Regions from separate parts of the Homo sapiens genome. Here region 1 is linked to region 2. The links are chromatin loops, found by intact Hi-C in ENCODE. Cell type or tissue: MCF 10A. All regions are shown on one strand.

Region 1 (2,500 bases), 1.1 Mb after region 2:
CAGCCTGGGCAACAAGAGTGAGACTTCATTTCAAAAAAGAAAAAGAAAGAAAAAAGAAAGCAATGAGGTATGTATGGTGCAGAGAGCCACCACCTACTCTCTCCAGAAGGTTTTGTGCTGGTCGCTGTGATTTCTGTGTGATGGACAGGCGGTTTAGCAATACTCCTAGTTTCTGCACCTCATAGACCTCATGGATATAGTAAATATGTGCCCAAGGTCAAGGAGAACATTTTTAGTCTCTGTTTGCAATAGCTGTTTCCCCCATAAATATATTTGACCAATAGATAGTATAGGTTGGGCAGAAGATAGGATAATTGTGTTTTTCTGAACATTTAGAGTGAAGAGAAACATTTGATAGCACTGGGTATGAAAGGCTTGAAGTACTTTCAGCAGATTCAGTCCCTGGTCTTTGTGAGTAACATTTTTTAAAAAGCAAATGGTAGTCATTTATCATTGTGGTTTTTCCTAGCAGGTATAACATGTACTGTAGCAAGCAGAGCATAGAAAATGTTTTTTCTTTTATAGCTCTACAAATAGCTAACAAATTGAAATGCATGACAACAACAATAATAATAAGAGGTATAACTTTCATTGATGAAAACCTTTTTACTCTTTCCTTGATTTTATCTACAGCTAACACCTAATCTGAACAAATGGGTTCCTGTTTTCCATTGTATTTTTATGTTGTTCTATTCTTGCGGTCAGTAAATACGGCATTGGAAGTATTTTGGTAAGAGCAAAACATCTGGACCAGATTCCAGACATAAAGGGAGGACTGATGCCCCCTGATCATCAGACTAGTGTCAGAAACAGAAAGCTATGAGGATACGCAGATAGTGGATGATCCTTCTCTGTTTATGTAGTTTTTAAGCCCTGTAAAATCAACGTGGTAAGTAAACAGCAGCTGGAAAAATGGGAATTCATTACTAATGGACTCAAAGTAGGGTGTAGGAGTGTTGTTTGTTTTCCAAGTAGATCATTAAAATTGTTTGGCTTCTCTTTAAAGTCTAAAGTGCCAATTCCTTAGCACCTTACCTTTGCCAGAGTTGTTAATTTCGGTATTTTCCTGATATTTATTTATCATTCTTAAAATTCGTTTTCTGCATGCTGCAGTTCTTTTTTATGTGACAAAAATCACAGCTGAGGTGCTGAGGCTGAGGTATTTGCTCCTACAACGTCAGGAACGTCAGAGCAGTCAGGCAGAGCCTTTGGCCGCCACCTGCTGGTGGTTGGTGTCACAGCAGCTAATACCTGTTTTTTATTATTTTATTTTATGTTTATTTTTAACTTTTGTGGGTACGTAGGGGGTGGATATATTTATGAGGTACGTGAGATATTTTGATACAGATATATGACATGTAGTAATTACCTCAGGGTAAATATATCTATCACCTCCTTAAGCATTTATCCTTTTTTTGCATTATAATCCAGTAATATTCTTTTAGTTATTTTAAAATGTACAATAAGTTATTGTTGACTGTAGTCACCCTGTTTGTGTTATGAAATACTAGGTCTTATTTATTCTTTCTAATTATTGTTTGTGCCCATTAACCATCCCCCCTACTTCCTCACTACCCTTCCCAGCCTCTGGTAAGCATCCTTCTACTCTCTGTCTCCATGAATTCAATTGTTTTACTTTTTAGCACCTAGAAATAAGTAAGAACATTCAAAGTTTGTCTTTCTGTGCCTGGCTTTTTTCCCTTAACATAATGACCTCCAGTTCCATCCATGTTGTTGCAAATGACAAGATCTCATTGTTTTCTATGGCTGAATAGTACTCCATTGTATATATGTATCACATTTTCTTTATCCATTCATCTGTTGATGGATACTTAGGTTGCTTCCAAATCTTGGCTATTGTGAATAGTGCTGCAATAAACATGTGAGTGCAGATACCTCCTTGATATATTGATTTCCCTTTTTTTTTTGTTTTTTTTTTTTTGAGTATATACCTAGCAGTGGGATTGCTGGATCATATGGTATCTCTACTTTTAGTTTTTGTGTTTTTTTTTTTTTTTGAGGAACCTCCAAACTGTTCACCATAATAGTTGCATTAATTTACATTTCCACCAACAGTATATGAGGTTTCTTTTTTCTCTACTTCCTCGCCAGCATTTGTTATTGCCTGTCTTTTGGATAAAAGCCGTTTTAACTGGGGTGAGATGAGATCTCATTGTAGTTTCGATTTGCATTTCTCTGATGATCAGTGAGGTTGAGCACCTTTTCACATACTTGTTTGCTATTTATGTCTTCTTTTGTGAACTGTCTATTCAGATCTTTTGCCCATTTTTTAATTGGAATTATTAGATTTTTTCCCCATAGAGTTGTTTGAGATCCTTATGTATTCTGGTTATTAATCCCTTGTCAGATGGGTAGTTCACAAATATTTTCTCCCATTCTGCAGGTTGTCTTTGTTGATTGTTCCCTTGGCAGTGCAGAGGCTTTTTAACTTGACGTAATCCCATTTGTCCATTTTCGCTTTGTGTGCCTGTGCTTTTGG
Region 2 (2,500 bases):
CAGCAAAGGAGCCAACAGAAGAAACTCAAACTCCCCAGGGAGAGGGAGTGTATTAGGGGAAGGAGATGGCATTTCTAATCAGTTGGGCAACTTGAGATTGGGTTTCTCTTTTTTCTTTCACAACTTACTTCTAGATAATACATTAGCATGATTATAAATTATGCATAAATATGTACATTTCAACAGCAAGCAAATTGACAGCTCTCTTTTGCCTGCTCCTTTAATGGAACACCGTCTGCCTGTACCTGGGTGAAAACACCAGTGGCAGCTGCCAAGTGCTCACCTGCACAGCCGTCCTCACATCCCAACATGTCCTTGCTTATTAGGTTATTGTGGCCCACAGATCTTTTAAGTTATTTTTTTTAAAGGAAATAATCCTCTAGTTCTCATATTGCAGGCTATTCTGATTGTTAGATAAGCCCCTTCTATATTTTTTTCTTTTGGTGAAAGCTTCTTCAAACTTCCTTTCCCCTGAAGAACCTGGCCCCCAATTCCAGTTGTTTAAATTTGCCCGCCACCTTTCTGCTCCATTTATATATCCCGAAGAGTAATTATTCCCCCTGAAAAAAGTCTGCCATCGCTATTGGAATGAAAGAAGTAGCAGAAAAGATGAGATTAACAGGATACACGATGGCCTTTAATGATCCAGTTGCTATCACTTTCTTTTTAGCCTGTTTCTTTGTGTGTGTGTTTATGGGTGTGTGCATGTCATGTGTGTATTTGACTGAAATCTTGAGACATTTCTTTGGCTATCAGACTTCTGAGAGAAATTGCTTTGCACAGAAGCATAACATAGATGTAAGTATTGAACCAAATGTGCAGCTTATGTTTATATTACAAAATTAGTTTTGGTCAGCTCTCCATGTACGTGGCCAACAGACTGAGAAAAATCCCAAGCTCTGGTGTGGACAGTGAGCACAATTACAGCTTATGCCAGTGTTGACAGTTCATCGAGCAAAGCCCTAGTTATTTTGGAGTCTCTCCTGCATTTCACTAGGATCTGAGTGGAAAAGACACTGCTTCTCCCCACTTCTGTGGCCTTCCAGCAGACCCCAGGAGCCACGCGCGAGGGAGATGGAGAAATGGAGGAAAAGAGAGAAATGCGAGCTCCATTTTCTTTTCTCAAACCCACAAGTCATAGTGAGAAAAAAGCAACAAATGCTTTGGCACACGATCCAGGATGCCCTCCCGTCAAAAAGAAAGACAAAGAAAAAAGACCACCCTCCCTACCACCCCCACAAAAAAACCCAATAGTGAGCCTCACAGAATGGCTTCAACAATGGTACCCACCCCATGGGTGGAGACAGTAGATGGGAAAGATGGGAGAAATCAGGCTTCCTATTGTTCTGTTAGTACAAATGTAAAAATTCGTAACACAACTTTACGTGCGGAGAAGCGTAGACGAACGATCGCGTTGCAATGCCATGTTTCTGACTTTGGTTAATAGGTTTCATAGTGAATCAGCACTTAGTACCTGAAGGGGTGCAGTCCTTCCTCCAGGTGGCAGGCTTGTATTCGCTTTGAACAGATCAAAGTTTTTGTTCCTTCGTTGTTGGTTTTTGGTTTAGTTTTTTTTTTTCTTTTTCCTTAAAATGTGTTCACATTTTCATAATATACAGAAAAAAGTACGTGGTTATTTGGTTTGCTTTAAGTCCATTAAAAAACTGGCTTTGGGGGAGACAGGTGGGGGAAGGGAACTATCCTACCACACACACCTTCAGTGTGGTGTATTCCTTGTTTAAAAATTTTCTAAAAATTTTCTTCTTTCCTTTTTGGAAAACCAACGGACATGTAGAAACCATTCTGTCCACTTGGTAGTTTTCTTAGTCATTTACTTACAAGGGTGATGACGACTGGGGCTATTTTTAAATTAAATTAAATTTTGTTGTTGTTGTTGTTGTGGAGTCCCAAGGGTGGAGTTTAGTTTCTGTGAATTTTGCTTCTGATTATGGGTGGGCATCTCTTTAGGAGTTTTCTTCCAGAGAGTCTGTTAAGGGCTCCAAAGGGACTGCCGTGGCCGGCTCGTGCTGTTTTAAGCGTTTAATTGTGTTCTTCAGGGCTTGCCTCTTATTGCAGAACCAAACTCTAACTACTTCTCGGTCATAGTTCAGCTTCTCAGCAATTTCGGTCATTTCCTGCCCAGAAGGGTGTGTGTTCTTCTCAAAGTGGGCATTGAGGATCTCAAGGGCCTGGGGTGTGAAGGAGGTGCGCCGCTTGCGCTTTTTGGATGGTTCACTCCCGATAAACTCGGTCAGGTTCTGCATACCTGCTCGATGGCGGGCCTCAGCCTCAGCCATCCACCGCTCAAGCACCGGCTTGATCTTCTGGGCACTTTTAGGGGTGATGTCCAGCTTTTCAAACCTGGCAGGATACAAAAGGCCAGGGTTCAGTTTGGCTGTCAGACTGCTAGCTATAGTGTTCTCTTGGGCTTCCTGTGGTAGGAAAAAGTGGCTTCTCAGGATGGTGTGTCTGGGGGGGAAAATTGAGAAAGAACAGTCTT

Evidence for each region. Peaks named below come from ENCODE experiments on the same cell type or tissue, not always from the same donor. Only the 100,000 strongest peaks of a DNase experiment are listed, where the experiment ranks them.
Region 1: a loop joins it to region 2, with 7 times the contacts of the local background. A loop is called at or near these places in 12 of 110 quality-filtered maps.

What each region holds. Positions count from the first base shown.
Region 1 is chr7:38,397,625-38,400,124 of GRCh38, reverse strand. The region is part of intron 17 of AMPH (amphiphysin); the gene reads left to right. Among named protein-coding and RNA genes, the nearest start is that of TRG-AS1, 57 kb to the right of the region's middle. In MCF 10A, a CTCF peak has its summit at 1,225 (motif pointing left); no DNase peak of the experiment used is centred here.
Region 2 is chr7:39,464,151-39,466,650 of GRCh38, reverse strand. It overlaps POU6F2 (POU class 6 homeobox 2), which reads right to left. Exons shown (of 10, transcript NM_001370959.1): 10 at 1-2,469. The coding sequence ends at 1,965. All of the region lies in intron 2 of LOC105375238 (a long non-coding RNA gene), which reads left to right. Among named protein-coding and RNA genes, the nearest start is that of POU6F2-AS1, 59 kb to the right of the region's middle. RefSeq lists an enhancer at 1,148-1,649. In MCF 10A, a CTCF peak has its summit at 1,498 (motif pointing right); a DNase peak (open chromatin) is centred at 1,480.